2 separate regions of the Mus musculus genome follow, and region 2 is linked to region 1. The links are chromatin loops, found by intact Hi-C in ENCODE. Cell type or tissue: left cerebral cortex. All regions are shown on one strand.

Region 1 (8,000 bases):
CTGGATCATCTCATCAATGATCAACCAAGGAAAGAGCATCTCACACATTCAGTTTGTTTATTTTCGTCCTTGAGAAAATGCCATGTTCATTGGAACGACTTCTCCAAAGAGGTGCGGGAGACGAATAGGCTTCCTTTACACAACTGTTCATCTAACCCTCACCCTCCGGTGGTCTTTTTGAAATGTATTTGAAGCTATTATAACTTTTTAATTGTATTTTAATGAATTCTTGGGGGAACAGCGTGATTAAAAAGGATCTCTACCTGCTGAAGAGTGAGGCTAATAACACATCATTATGAGAAAGAGGCGACGATCAAAGGAGTCTCTGGATTATACTCATTTACAAAGTCATGGAACTAAACTAAAAAAAAAAAAAAGAAAGAAAAAAGAAAAAGGACGTCAAAATACTTACAAATGAATCTAATTTAATATCAGCTAAGACAGTGAGTATTGTTCCGACACAAGGAAGTGGTGTAGAAAATCAAAGTGTGCCAGAAGGAATAAGAAGCCATGACTGAATAGCTGGGGGTGAACGTGCCTAAGGTGAGCCCTAAAACAGAGTAGGCAGCTGATGTACCTGACTTAGCAGAAGACCCTTCCTGATTTACACCTGGAAATGCCTTAAGAATCATCTTCCAGTGCACAGACAGGCTTGGGAAAAGAAGCTCCACTATTCCCTCTAACAAACCCGACGGAGTCATCCAGTCTTTTCGAAGCAGAACTGTAGAAAAGAATAACTTTCTAGCTGGGCATGGAGGCGCACACCTTTAATCCCAGCACTCGGGAGGCAGAGGCGGACGGATTTCTGAGTTCAAGGCCAGCCTTTTCTACAAAGTGAGTTCCAGGACAGCCAGGGCTACACAGAGAAACCCTGCCTCAAAAAAAAAAAAAAAAAAAAAAACTTTCTAATTTATTGTACATGTTTGGTGTTGTGCTTGCACGTATGTCTGTACACTATTTGCATGTCTGTTGCCTGAGAAAGCCAGAAGAGGGTATCGTGTCCCCTGGAGCCAGAGTTATCGATACTGCCATGTGGGTAGGTCTTCTGGAAGAGTATTTATGCCCTTAACCACTGAGCCCTTAACTCCAGTCCCTAGGATAAATAAATCAAAATGCTTTAATCACCACAAACCGAAATTTACAGCTCATCTATCACCCCTGACTATTAGGAGTTAAGTTTGGACGTCGATTTTACTTGTAGGGGAGTTGTCAGGAGCAGAAGAACTGTGTTTCCATGGGAACCCAAGGTTTTAAGTTGGTAACAAGCCCTGACCAAGCAGCCAGAAAACCCCTGCACACCAGTTCAGGGCAAGGCTGGTCTGCATATGCACCAGGAAGACAGCCTGAGCTGTAAATTGACCCAGTCCGTGGTGAGGAAAAGGATAGGCCAAAACAAATGGTGCCCCGCAGAGATCATTCATTCCGTCGATTTTACTGGCTAATAGGCCTCTATTAAGAATTGATATATGGAGGGATCAGGCTCACCTGTATAATTAATTAATCCTAAAAGCCAGGGCCAATGTCAGCTTCGGAGCACAGCTCTACCTCTAGGAGGAAATCCTCCTGGCTCCTTGCCTGGCCTGCATTTGACACTGTAGGACAGGCATGAGACATTGCAGACATGCAAGTGCAATGTGCTTCAGGAGTTTGAGAGGTGGGTCCCTGAGGGCTCTGAGGGGCAGCATCCTGCAGCCCCTGAGCACAACTGATACACTCAGGCAGATCTCATTGTCCGAGCTCCAGGGAATAGATGAATTCAGATGGCCTCACAGAACCCCATGCCAATTAAATGTGACCTGTCCCATTCAAAGCACAGTTGTGTACTATTCTTGAAGCTCAGAGGACCACACACAACCCTAGCTGCAGTTTCATGCTGGGGGTTCTGGGGGGTTAATGGAGATAGAACATATCTCCACTGTCTAATTTCAAGTGCCCTGTGAGAAAGACACTTTGGAAATTCTGATGGAAATATATACTAGCCATGCCCACTTTGCAGATTAAATAAAGCACTCTTTACACAGTAGTGCTGAGAACTGATCTAATGTTCCAGGGCTAACACCCCTAGGCCCCTAGGGCATTGTTCTGCCAGGGCCTTGCTTTGTCTTCATTTCTGACACAATTGCTAAGCCCAGCAGACTTATGTAGCATAAGATCACATGTTGTGCATAGTAATGCCTCTGAATGCCACACAAAAGCTGAGGCACGAGCAACTGAGATCACAGTCCCTCGGGGAAAATCATCAACAAATACAAACTCGTAGCCTGTGTGGGTAAGGAGGGCCCAGCTGTTGATGCAAACTGAGGTAAACACCTTTCTGTAGCAAAGTTGGCTCAGAAAGCAGACAGTCTTCCTGAGAGACATTAAAAGATACAAATAGGGGCTGAGATGACTTAGAGCTTAAGGGCCTGCATTGCTCTTACAGAGGACCCAGATTCTACTCCAGCACCCACACTACCCAGCTTATAATTCCCTGTAACTCATGCTTTGGGTAATATGATGCTTTCTTCTATACTCTGTGGGTACACACACACACACACACACACACACACACACACACACAACACACGCATGCATGAACATGCATGCACACCTACTTTTAGAGCGCGAGTTTAGAATAAAATATCATTCACTGCTAAGAGCAGATCTCGATGAATCCCTTCATCAGAAAGGGTCACCTTCTTGAGCTGTGAAGTAAACAGAATACCCCGTGGTTAATAGGGCCATTATAGAATTATCAGCCAGTGGTGTCAATTACTTTTACAGACCCTTGCGAAACTATTTCTCCTTGGGTTAAAAATGCATAAACAGGTCTGTACTTGGGTGGAAGCTAGATGCGAGAAGGCTTTGGAAATGAGCTACTGCTTGCAAAATGACCGTAAAAGAAAGTCAGGTTGTACTGTGGGATGCCCCCTGAAAGAACCATGCAAAAGCAGGTTAAATCCAAACTAGGTGGCTGTCCGAGGGGTGTGTGTGTTTACAGGCAGTTGAGATTATACTCAGAAAGCTCAGAAAGCTTAACCAAAGTAGGGGTGGGGGCAGCAGCTGGCACTACGTCCCTGGAGTGGTGGATAGGATAGAGAAAGCACAGCACAGACTTGCTCTTAGATCTGTGTGAGCAAAGTCTTGGGCTGCAGGCCCCCCCCCTCACCCCCACCCTCAGGCCCCTCTTGCTGGCTAAGGCCTCTCTGGGCTGTGCTGGCCACGTGTGATCTATTTCAGCCCAATGGATGGCAGTGAAGAAACCCCACTTTTCAATTTTCGTCAAAGCTAAAAGAGAAGCTATAACAAGTAGGCATAAACTGATCCTCAAGTTTAGGACTTAAGTGACATGAGGGAATGGAAGGTTCCTGTGCATCTAAGACCCAAAGACTCCTCACGCCCAGCACTAGAAACCCCTATTTCTCGGTGGCGCTCCCCTGTTTTAGCGCCTGAGTCCACTGCAGGTTAAAAAGAACAAGAGGCTGGGCGAAGGGTGGGCAGCTAGGGTCCGGCTCCATCTCTTCCGCCTCGCCGCGAAGCTGATCACTGTGTCGCCTCGGTTCTCCAGCGCGCGGCGCTGCGCCCGCTTTTATCCAGAGACGCGTCGCTTCGTGCGCTGACAGCGCGGCTCAGCCCGTGGGGCTGGAACCGAGTAGCATTCGTTGAATCTGCGGCTTTCATGACGTCTCCCTGCAAGGTCTATCACTTTGCTCCTAAACGAGGATTTATTCCCTCTGCCACTCAAGGCTGTCCCCCAGTTTCCTCGCAACCGGGCTTCCTCCTCAGTCCCTGCCCACACGCGCACTCCTCTGCCCCGCGGTGGCCCCAGCGCCCAGCCCTCCAGCCAGAGGGAGCCAGTCACCAGACGGCAGCACCTGGCTGGAGAGGTTGGGCGGGCCGAGGGTGGGGATCCGCGGGAACCGGCGAGTCGGAGCTGGAGCAGGAGCTGGACCCAACCGCTAGCAGCAGAATGGAGTCTCCTGAAAGCCTGCCGGGGCTGATGTGAAATTGGACCATCTGCTTCCAGTTGGTCTGTTTCCTCCTTTTCTTGTATTTTCTTCCCTCGCCATTCACCGTGGAGTGAATTATTGAATCTTGCTCCGTTCCGAGAGAGGCGATCAGGATGGAGTGAACCTACCCTGTCCACTACAAGGTAAGCAGTGCGTTTGAGTTGCTGAAAGCGAGGAGCTGGCATGGATCCCAGACAGATGTTCCGTGTCCTAGGATCCTCGAGCCTTCGGGTCCTGGCTGCCAGGTCCCCAGCCCCACTGTGGCTGCTTGCATTCCCTACTCAGCGGAGACATGATGCTGAAGTCCACCAGAGGCAGGAAAAGCTGCCTTTGGTTACATAACCAAAAGGAAATGTGTCTCATAGGGTTTTCATTAGCTGCTTAAAAACTCGCCTGGGTGGGTGGCGGGAGGAGGGGTCTGCCTGCCCTGGGCGCTAGAGAATGGGTCAGTTACTGTGGACCTTGCTCCAGCACCTCTAGTGAAGATCAAACATACAGATGATCCCGCAGGCAGGGGCGGCTGGTGGGGTAGGCAGGGAGAGTTAGGAAAAGCCCATTGTCTTGGTGGAAAGCGGTAGCCTTGTTCTGTTTGGGCATAAAGAGGAGAGGATGCGAAGGAGGAAAAGTGAGCAGAAGGGCGAAATGAACCTGAGACAGGGGAGGACTTCTCATAGTCTTCATCAGTAAACCCGAGATGTGCCGTGCTGATGAAAGACAAGGACTAAGTAAACTAACTGAAAGCAGGGAACACCAGGGTCACACGAAGTGTTTATGGCATTTAGGGGCTAGATGAATCTGCTAACTTAGCTTCTCTCTGGATATGTGTTCATTTGTATCAAGACGTTAAGCTTGGGTTAGTTTTTTAACTGAAATGGTATTCTTATTCCCCACGCCTAATAAGCCCTGGGTGGATCCACAGGTATATATACAGGGTTCAATATGGAGAGAATATTAGAGGGGGAACAGATCTACATAGAAAAGGTCACAGAAACAACCTGAGCTTATTGAAAAGGAAATAACAGAATTTTCCAAACAACCCCTTCTTCACCTCTACTTCCCCCAAAAGGAGAGGACTGAGAGGGGGGAACCCTCCAGTGTCTGGGAGTTTGCAATTCATTATAGCTTCAGTGTGCTCCCAACTGCTTTCTCCAAAGTCTCCGGGTCCTGGGGAGCTCTCAGGTACCGTGTGCTATGCACTTCCGTTCAAGCACTAATGCCCTGGCTAGCTTTCTTTTGGTAAAAAATAAATAAATAAATAAAAATGGAGAAGGACAATGTCCGAGAAAGTGGGCTTGCTACAATCAGGGCTGAGCTAACTAAGCTTCGCCCATTTTGCCTGGAGAAGGAAGGCGCTGAGTCTCCATGGCGACCCAGGTGGGAGGAGACATAGCAGCTCCAGCGACAGGAAAAACCGTTGGACAAAACTTTCTTGGCTCCAGGCAAAAAAATGCCCACCGTGTGCCCTAAGGGTATCCTAGGGTATCAGCTGGGTCCAGCTCCCTAAGAGTGATCCACGAGAGGGCACTTATATCCTGTCAGGCTCTCCTCCAACATGGCAAAGTTTCCGTAGATGCCATTCTGAGCAGGTTCTGGTTTCAGCACCAAGGCCAGAGCAAGGTGCAGCGAGTTCATGTCCCTGATAGGATGGCTGCCCCTAGCAAACTCTAGATCTTGTGGTCTTGGGAAGGCAATCTCTATCTATCAAATTCCCTGTTCGTGCTGAATTCGGGTGTCAGATTATCCATGGAATTATGTGGCACACAGGAGTTAGCAAATCAACCATTTCATGCATGATGGTGCATCAGAGTAACTGCTCAAAATAAACACTGAAACCGCAAAAGATCAAAGCTGACCTGAGAACATAGAAAATATCCCTCCTCGAGGAAAGGAAACACGCACGCACAAGCGCGTGTGTGACACACACACACACACACACACACACACACACACACACACACACACGTGTGCTCGAGTGAGATCAGATCCCGAGGAAAACAGTTGAATTTGAACCAAGTATCTGACTCACAGAAAACGTTCACAGGCTCCTGCCTCTCTCACACCCTTCTGTAACTTTCTTTTGGACATAGATTTTGGGAAAGTGCCATGATAGCATCCTGACCAGTAAGAGACCAGCCAACCAACTCCTGCCTAGGGTCCCAAGATCCAAGAGAGTAGAGAAACAGTTTGCCCTTCATCCAGACTTGGCTGGGTCCTCAGCACCATGAGGAGCAAGAGTTAGGGAGGCAGAAGCCGGCTGTGAGCTCCTCTAGTCAGCTTATGAGCACGGTAACTGGCTTCCACGATTGCAGACACAGTGAGGGGGGAGGAATCCTTCCCAGTAATATAAACAAAGGAGAACCTGTGCTGGGGGAGTCTTAGCATTCAAGTTCATCTGGACATTGATTCAGGTGAGTACCAGGATCCACTCCACCTTACCTTGCTAGACATTGGTTTGCTTTGCTTTTTTTTTTTTCCTTCACAGGCCATGGCCCCCGTCAGTTTTAGCTGATTAAACACAGTGCCAGCTACTGCATATCAAGTAAAAAGCCTTGAGCGGTGGCATCCGGATGCAGTGGGTGCAGGTTTCAATTAGTACGGAATCAACAAGGTTTAGGGAGTCGAATGTCAGCAGCACTTCTAAGGAAATCCTCTCTTGAGGACACATCTGTGTGTGAGATCTTAAGTTGGTACTGACTTGTAACGTGGTATAAAACTGGGCTTTCCAACACAGTGGACATGTTGATGTTTCCTAAAGAGCATGCATGCAGAGTGTTTGGGACGTGGTTAAAGCAATATGTATATAGCTGTTAGATTTTTAACTCGTCTCTAGCTGGTGAAGTTAGAGCTGTGTGTTCTGAACACGGGGAAGGGGGTGAGGGATTATACTGGCTTTTGAATTTTGAATCCTGATGGCTGTTGACAAGTTTGTCCATGTTTTAATTTATACGGCTTGCTATCTGAAATAGAAGTGATGTGTAGAATATTTTGGGACTTAAACAAGCTGTACTCTGGCTTTGATCCATCTGCTGTTACCAACAGAAGGAAAGTGGAGATTAGAGGCATGCAGCAGCAGAGGCTGTTGGATAAAGTGGCCTGTCTGTGGGATTTAAAGTTCAGATTCTCTCATAAACTTTAGAAGAGAAGGCTATCTAGAAGCAAGATTAGGAAACTGCTCTATCTTTAGTTCCAGTGGATTCTGTGTGGTAATCAATTGATTTCTCACCTAATAGCCTTTAGTCACAGAGGATTCCATGCTTATAGATTCGGTCCTAATTTTCCAAACTACAACTTGCTTCCTTCCTGGTGGCTTATCACTGAGTAAAGTGCCATTGTGCCTTCTGGGGTCGACAGCACACTCCAGATCAACGGTTTACCCATTGCACATAAGATGAGTTAAGGAGAGCAACTCCATAAGATCTGTCCCTGCACGCAGGTCTCATTCTCATTCTCATAATTTTCAAAAATTACACAGATGCCTTAGCTTCATATCTCTGAGACATCAGCAAGCAGCACATTTGTGTCTATGGCCCAAGTCTTTACTGGGTCTGTAGGACTCACATAGATGGTTTCCTTTGAGCTAGGCAAATGTGTTGTCCTGTCCCTCTGTCCCTCTGTCCCTCTGTCCCTCTCTCCCTCTCTCGCTCTCTCTCTCTTTACATCTCTCCCTCTTTACCTCTCTCCCTCTTTACCTCTCTCCCTCTTACAAACCCTTTCTAATTTACAGAGTGTTTATAAATGGAAAAGCAGCTTTAGAATAAACAGCAGGAAGGCCCATTGGCTATTAAAACATGTGAATAAACCCTAATCGAACCTTAGCACCATCCCCCGATGTTTACAAATAGAAAAAAAACGAGTCTGCCTTCCAGGATTCCGTGCTGATGGGAACCAGCACAAAGGGAAGCTCGGCCTAAGCCAGATCAGAACAAAACCTCACCCTCACTCAAATACAACAGAAGTAACATGTGGGCTGGAAAGGAGAGCAGGCCAAGGAAGAGGCGAGGAGGAGGAGAA
Region 2 (8,000 bases), 180 kb after region 1:
AAAAAAAAAAAAAAAAAATCAGACCTCAGGGCTGTCCCTCTCCCACTCACCTGCAATTTATTACTGAGCCAGCAACCACATCTGGTGCTAGGTTTTCTCTTAGCTAGAACTTTCCTGCCCTAAGCTCACTGGGCCTGACCAAGGGACTCAGGCAGGATGACACAGGGCTGGGAAGACTGCACAGAAGGTAAAGTGCTTAGAAGCACCAGGACCCAGGATTGATCTCCCAGAACCCATGTTTTAAAAAGCATGGCAGCATGTGTGTGACCTTAGTGCTGGCAAGTGGAGCCAGGTAGCTCCCTGGGCTGAGTAGCCAGAGTGGCAAGTTACAGGCTATGGTAGACCTTGATGCAAAAATATGGGTGACAGGATCCAGAGAAACATCTAAGGTTGTTCTCTAAACTCCACATTCACTCACACACACACACAATACTCACACACACACACACTCACACAAACACAAACTCACACACTCATACATATACACACACTCATTCACACACATATACATACTCACATACTCATACACACACATACTCACACTCATACACATACTCATGCTCACTCATACATACACATACACTCATACACACTCACACACTCCAACATACACTCATGCACACACACTCACACTCATATACTCTTGTACACACACTCATACATGCACACACTCACACACATGCACATAAACTCTCATACAGAGCAACGTGCACACACACACAGACATACAGAAAATAAAAGAATAAACTTAAAAATGTAACACAAAGGCAGTCCACTGGCCTTTTCTTCCAGGTCTAGCCAGGTCTAATGTTATCGCCCTGGGTGATTGTATCAGCAGATACTCTGGCCAGCCTGACCCAGTGTGGCCTCTGTAATGCCACGTACAACCCACAATGCAACCAAGAAGCCAGTTGACAAACCACAGGGAAGGAAAAATAAAAACCCAATGTTAAAAAAGAACAATCAATTGTAGGAAAAATCAATGGTAAGTCTGGACTCCTTGCCAGAAAGCACAATGGTGAGGCCATCAATTTAGGCCAGGCTAGTTCAGCTTGTCTGAGGTTTCTACTTCACTGTGGAACACCAGCCAGAGCCCTCTGTGGGAGGAGAAGGATGGTGGTGATGTTGATGGTGGTGATAATGGTGGTGGTGATAACGGTGGTGGTGATTCCCCAGTTACAATGTCATCCTTAGACGATTTTAATTACATACCCATTAGTTAGATACCTCTCCTTTTACAATTTCTCAAATATTTTTATGTAACATACTTATAACAGGGGGTTTGTGGATAATGACAGACAGAATAACCCACAAAACACTGAGGAGAGCGGATCACAAAAACTGATTCTAAAATAGTCCAATGTTACGTTGCCCGAAATTAAGTAGAGTTCTACAACTCAGAAGGCTACCGTGATAATAAAGGTTGTATTTGCTTATGATACTTGGCTCTTAGGCTAGGAAGAGCAGGAGGCCACAATCACTGGCCCACTACAGATGTGGCAGGATCATAAGTGAGGTCACCAAGTCCAGCCCAAACATGGTAGAGCATGGTACATCCCAGCAGCACCCCAGTCTCTACGTCATCAGACATCTGGCACAGATGCACTCCAGCTCCCACCATGACTGGGCATATCTGTTCCCAATGTGGAAGAGACTCACTGCGGATACTCTATGTCTCCAGTTGTCAAAGCAAAGCATTTGTCACTGTCACTTAAGCAGATAGAGTGCTGTGGCATCAGGTAGGATGAACACAATCTAGCAAATGTTAGACCAAGTTAGACCAAGGTTAGACCAGGTTAGACCAAGCTCAATGGGACATCTCATCAACAGTGGCCACCTGAAACCCAGGCCAAGGGGACAGGGAGGGTACCAGAGTTTCCTGTCACATGTCTCATCCTAGGGTCTCTTCCTAGGAAGAAGTGAGTCCACAGACGGGTCTGAGGACGTGTTTACATGTCTCATCTGCTCACCTTGCCACCCACCAAACTCATGATTTTCACCTCTTTTCTCCCATTATCCTTCAGCACAGTCTCCCTTAGATGACAACCTGGTCCTATGCTTAGTTGGGAAGAAGTCAGAATGGGTAGAACACATCTCCATGAAGTTTTATGGTCCTCCCCTGTTGGGTCTCAGCCACTTTCAGGTCTCATCTCCTCTAAAGTCAAGGGCTAGCACTGACACCTACTCTCTGATACCCAAGACTCCTTTACCCACCTCTCCCTTTTCTCTCTTGCAATTCCCTCCTCTCTAGTCTTTCCGTTAACATCAGACTACATTTGTGCTGGGCAGTGGTGGCGCATGCCTTTAATCTCAGCACTTGGGAGGCAGAGGTAGGTGGATTTCTGAGTTCAAGGCAAGCCTGGTCTACAGAGTGAGTTCCAGGGCAGCCAGGGCTACACAGAGAAACCCTATCAAAAAAAATTTTTTGTAATGTCTACCTTCCTAAGAATATTCACTCTTAGAATGTTGTACACACCTGTGATGCTGGCATTCTGGACAGGAAGCTTATCTTGAGTTCAAGGCCAGCCTGGTCTACACAATAAGTTGCACACCAGCCTAGAGCTACATGAGGAGCCCTATCCCTGCTTCCAAGAATAGCCTGTGCTTCTGCTGGGTGCGTGTCCAGCTCCCCTCTAGTTCTCAGCTCTCCTCCCACATGACCTGAGAAGGACTTCCTGTTGCTCGTATTGCCCTGATAGCTGCCTCTCTGTAACACTCTTCCCTGACGTTCATGGCTCCCTGACACCTGCTCTACTTCCTCGGTCCTCTGCAATCCACGCCCTCTCAGAGCCTGCTCCACCCAGAGCTCTTCGCTTCCTCTCCCTTACCTCCAGGCAGATCCTGGGATTTCATTGCTAACTTCTGTGATATTGGATTTCCTCCTTAGACCTTAGCACCTCTCCCAGCTTCTCTGATCAGAGATCCAACTGTGTTGCGCACTTGACTCCCTGGCTCAGGGGCCCAGCAAGCTCACACAACCTATGCACTCAATGCGGAGGTGAGCTCAGCTCTTCAGCCTTCTACTCCTCTCTCCATCCTCCCCGAGAGCATCAGTGACATCATCAACACAGTGACATGGGCCAAAAAGGCAGCAAACTCCTGCTACATGTGAACATTGTGCCTCTCCCTGCATGGTGAACACATCCACTTCCACCCCCACAGCTGATGCCCCAGATCAAGTTGTCAGGGTGAGGAGCCTGGGTCCTCTGTGAGTGGCCACTTACAGAAGCCACCGCCCTCCTAACAAAATTCTAATAGGAATCAATCACCTCCCCTGCTTGAAAGTCACCAGCAGGCTGGGTGAGGAGGCACACGCAGTTAATCCCAGCACTCCTGAAAGCAGGCCAGTGGACTTCTATGCGTCTGAGATCATCCTGATCTACATAGCAGGTTTCAGGCCAGTCAGGACTATATCGTGAGACCTTATCTCAGAAGTAAATAAGTCAGGACTGGAGAGAGGGCTCAGTGGTTAAGAGCACTGACTGCTCTTCCAGAGGTCCTGAGTCTGATACCCAGCAACCACATGGTGGCTCACAACCATCTGTAATGGGATCTGATGCCCTCTTCTGGTGTGTCTGAAGACAGCGACTGTGTACTCACATACATAAAATAAATAAATAAACCTTTGAAAAATTTTTCATTAGAAGTTTTCAAAGCTTCCAGAGAGTCCCACTGCCTCAGGAAAATCTAGATGACTCATGAGTTCCTCCAGAGTCCTTGTAGCCAGCCCCTGCCTGCACCGTGTGCCTGCCCCGTCTCCATCCTCTTGCTCACCTGACTCATGCTAAGCTATATGAGTTTTTTGATTCATTCTCAGGGAAGCCTCCTCAGAAACCATCTGCAGGGCCACTTCCTGCACACTGACCACGGCCAGCCTGCGTGCCCACGGCTGCTGGCAAACTTTCCTCGTTCATCTGATTAGCAGCCGGGCTGCAAACTCTGCAAGAAAGGTATCTTGCCTCACTCGGTGCTCTGATCCCAGAGCCCAGGGCCAAGTAAATTATGAGCAAATGAAATATCCTGTATGGTCACAAACCAGTTTGGCTCCTTAAGCACACAGGAGGAGAAAAAAAAAGTTTAGAGTCTTTTAAAGTTGCCAAGTCAGTGAAGACAACAGTCATGGTCGGCCCAAAGCGCCTGTCTTCTGAGAATTGCTCCAGAGAACCAGAGGGTTCAGGTGGCTCCCGCTGAGCTGCAGACTAGACACCCATTCTCAGTCTCCCTCTCCATCAGGGTGGCTTTTAGTCCCATTACTACCCCAGCCCTAAGTTCCCCACTCCCCAGATATTCTACACCCCAGTGAAGGAACCTCTGGTCTCTCAGCTTCCTGGGCTGCAGATCTGGCAGCCATCCCTCCCTCTGTTCTTCACTTGCTTAATTCTTTGGGGACCAACAACTCCTCAAGCCCTGAGCTGCAGCTCACTCATGGGGCTTCTTGATGCGAAGAAGGAGGCAGGCTTTCTCTGGACTCTCCACTGCCACCTTCTGGAAAGTTCGTGTTATAACAACATAAATCTACACCTCTCAGATACCGGGTGTACAGTAAACAACCCACACATGGTGGCCCTGGTTGAGCTTGTCCGTGCGACCCCATACTTGTCTCTCATACCCAGCCACCCTCACCTCTCCAATATTTGGGGTTCACATCTTCCGAAGATAGTCTCACAGATGTTAGCTCCTTATTTGGGGTGTCCCCCTCCACACCACACAAAACAAACTTTGAAACAAATCCACTTCTTTATCCTCTAACCCCACATCCCTAGCCACTTCAGTGGAGATAAAAGGAAAAACAATCACTCTTGCATGTCATAGTGTGTGACCTGTCTAACACCTTGTCCTCCACTCTGCTCCACACACAAGCCACGAGCCCTGAGTTCACTGTGGCCCGGCTCACATCCACCCTCATACCTACTGTGGCACTAGGTCTGCCTGAGCTGTCGCCTCTATGCCTTTGTGTTAACTGTGAGCCCCCAGTGAGCCTTATGAAGGGCTTGGCAGACTCAGAAGCCCTTCCTGTGCCTCTGATGCTTTCCCATAGAGGTGACAGACCACACGTGGGTGGCGCCATCTGACTACCAAGATAAAAGCTGCCTTTTGTCTTCTATTTTCAGCAAGGACTACAATCTGGCCTATGATCAGTGCTCAATAAAAGAGATAGAATCAGTAATTTCTTATAAACAAGGTCCGACCTCTCTGAGTGTGTCTCAGACCTGTGATATCTCCTTTTCACTGGCCATATGCACCAGAAGCCAGGCAGCACCTAGCCTTCTTCTAGAGCTTAATGTGCCATGGTGCTCACATTAGTTGTTCTTGTGGTTTAAATATGGTCCCGATAGACTCACGGGTTGAATACTTGGTGCCTATAGCTTGTGGTTTAAATATGGCCCTGATAGGCTCGTGGGTTGAATACTTGGTGTCTATAGCTTGTGGTAGTGCTGTTTGAGAGTCTGTGGATCTTTCAGGTGGTGGGACTTAGCCAAAGAAATGAGTCACTGGGGACAACCTTGAGATTTTTCAATCTGGCCCTGTTTCCAGTCAAAGCTCTTTGCTTCCTTGATCTGCTCAGATGGGAGGTGTCTCGGCCACATGATTCTGCTGCCACAATCTTAGCCATGCTTTTCTGTCCAAGACGGACTGCTCCCGCTCAGACCATGATCCAGAATAAAACCTCCCTCTCTTAAGTTGCTGCTGCCAGGCATTCCCGCAGCAACGATAAAGGCCTGCGATGCTTTGCTGCTCGAAATTCTGCCGAGTCCTTTCCCTACTCAGGAATCAAGACATGTTCACAAGCTCCATCTGACATGAACAGATTGTCTGAAGCAGAAATCCAAAAGGTGAGCTTGTCCCTAGCACTCAGTCTCAGAATTCCATGCAAGGTCTCACAGAATGGAGCGACATGTTACTGTTTGAAAATGGACTCATTGTCCACTGAAGGCTGGTGAGGTCAGGAGGCCAGGCTGCGGGAGCAGTGGCCCTTAGAGATCCATTCCTTCTACTCCCATGCACTAAGAGGCTTTTGATGTCATCTAAATTTACTACCAAGTCCTAACAAGTGAGCTTCTCGGGAGACAAGGTGTGGGCAGGAGGTCTACACATAAGTTTCTACCCTGAAATCAAAGGCCATCTGCACTCATCCCTCCCACTGCAGCGATGACAGTAAAGACAGAAAGGCCAGATCATATAGACAAGCCTCCATCATCATCTAAGAATTTTACTTTTACCTAATAGAGGAAAGTTGTATTTATTGTCTATAATATGACATTTTTAAACATACACATATGATATGCTAGCATAACAAACCTTTATTTTGTTTTCTGATTCCCTTCCTAACTCTGTGCTTTTATTTCTGGGTTTTATACACATACATGAGGAATTTTAGCTTACCCCCGTTACATTTTCTTACCCCCGTTACATCTTCTGTTTCCTGTTTCCCACCTGTCGAAACTCTTTTCCCACCAAGTCCCTCTCCTACTTCCTATGTCTTGCTTCTTGTGTGTCCTGCCATGTTTAACTAGGGCACCTGCATGGGCATGGAGGGAGTTATTCACAAAAGCACAGACAACTTATCAATGGCTAAGCCACTGAAGAAAGTGACATGGCCATGAATTTAAAGTCTTTTTGCTGATAATACAGGTGTGCACTGCCAAGGACCAGCCTCGGCTTGGAGAGAGGCTCCTAAGAGAAGGGGAGTTTGAAAGCATCAGGGGTGGAGGGACAACTCAAAGTCAAATCGTTAGGTACAAGCTGACAGCCTGTGTTCTGCTCTAGGTAGCTTTCCAGGCAGCTCTCTGCTCGAGACAGCTCTCTCTTGCTTGAAAAGAATTCTAAAAACTCTCTGGATAGCTCATCTCTTGTCGATCAAAAGCCCTGTCTTTTATTTACATCAATTCGATCATTTTCCCAGGTCCCCCAAATTAGCATCCCACGACCCCAGCCCCCTGATTCTTAGAAAGACAGCAAGTACATTTTTAACATTGCCAATGAGTTCAGTGATCTACCTGCCTTTGTAGGCACAAACAATAAATTTAGCTGGGTTGGATCCCATCCTGAGATGACCATTCCAACCACGCCTGGACCTAAATTCATTCTGTCCCAGGCTAACCTTGAACTCGGGAATCTGCCTGCCTTTGTATCTTTCTGACAAGCTGTCTCACGGTGCCACGGAGTCTGTTCTTTACGGTCTGTGAAGCCCCTCATATAATTCATATTGTGTCCTTATATTTTACATAGTTGAGAAATTATATATTTTTGAACTCATGTTTTCAGAGTTCTTTCCCACAGCCTTAAAGGCTGCCCTGAAGGTCACATCATTCTACCATTTTGCTGAGACATTAGATACAGCCTCAATTCCTAGATTTGTGCTGTCTCTGATTATCATGGAGCCATTAACCTTGACAGAGTGGACATTCCCCAATGACCCTGACAGGGAGAATATTTCCCGAAGGAAGGACATGAAGTAAAAACAAGTCTCATGCCCAGCAATACACACACAGGCTTCAAGCCTAGCAACCATCAGCACTCATGGAAGCCCACACCCTGCTGTCTCTGTTCCAGGGAAGGGAAATCATGTCACACCGTCCCTTCTACATGGCCATTCAGGATTCAGCAGTAGATCATCTTACCCACTTAATGAAAACTTGGGGATTGAACCCATGGCTTCATGCATCCTGGGCAGGCTAATCTACAAACTGAACTAAAACCCCCATGCCCCTAACAAGACCATTCTGAAGAGGAAAAAAGGGTTCAGCTGTGCTTGGTCCTCAGTGAGATCTCCACACCTGCTTCTGCTGTGCATAGAGAGAATCAGCCCCATATTTGAGGGGCTGGCAGTTCAGAACTTGGGGGGGAGCACTTTGGAAGTCTTCTCTCTAAAGCTAGAGAGTAAATGTTTACTGGGGACAGTCTCTGCCATAACTACCAGATTTGTTAACTAATGTTAACATGGCAATAAGGGGAGAAGAGAAAAACGAACAGGACTGTGTCCTGATGAGATTTTACTT

What was found. A loop is a pair of places that touch in the nucleus more often than their neighbours do. Peaks named below come from ENCODE experiments on the same cell type or tissue, not always from the same donor. Only the 100,000 strongest peaks of a DNase experiment are listed, where the experiment ranks them.
Region 2: it touches region 1 in a loop (5-fold over the local background); 19 of 42 quality-filtered maps call a loop at or near these places.

Annotation. Positions count from the first base shown.
Region 1 is chr16:94,993,319-95,001,318 of GRCm38, reverse strand. It overlaps Kcnj6 (potassium inwardly-rectifying channel, subfamily J, member 6), which reads left to right and starts at 3,623. Exons shown (of 4, transcript NM_010606.2): 1 at 3,623-4,132. Gm31407 (a long non-coding RNA gene) reads right to left here and starts at 3,091. Exons shown (of 2, transcript XR_385080.4): 1 at 2,595-3,091; 2 at 41-361. In left cerebral cortex, a CTCF peak has its summit at 3,550; DNase peaks (open chromatin) are centred at 5,362, 6,141, 6,893, 7,949 and 2 more places; H3K4me3 peaks cover 4,745 bases; H3K27ac peaks cover 3,482 bases.
Region 2 is chr16:94,813,082-94,821,081 of GRCm38, reverse strand. All of the region lies in intron 3 of Kcnj6 (potassium inwardly-rectifying channel, subfamily J, member 6), which reads left to right. Among named protein-coding and RNA genes, the nearest start is that of Gm41507, 92 kb to the right of the region's middle. In left cerebral cortex, CTCF peaks have their summits at 3,565 (motif pointing left) and 4,476 (motif pointing left); DNase peaks (open chromatin) are centred at 4,468, 5,046 and 5,527; H3K27ac peaks cover 564 bases.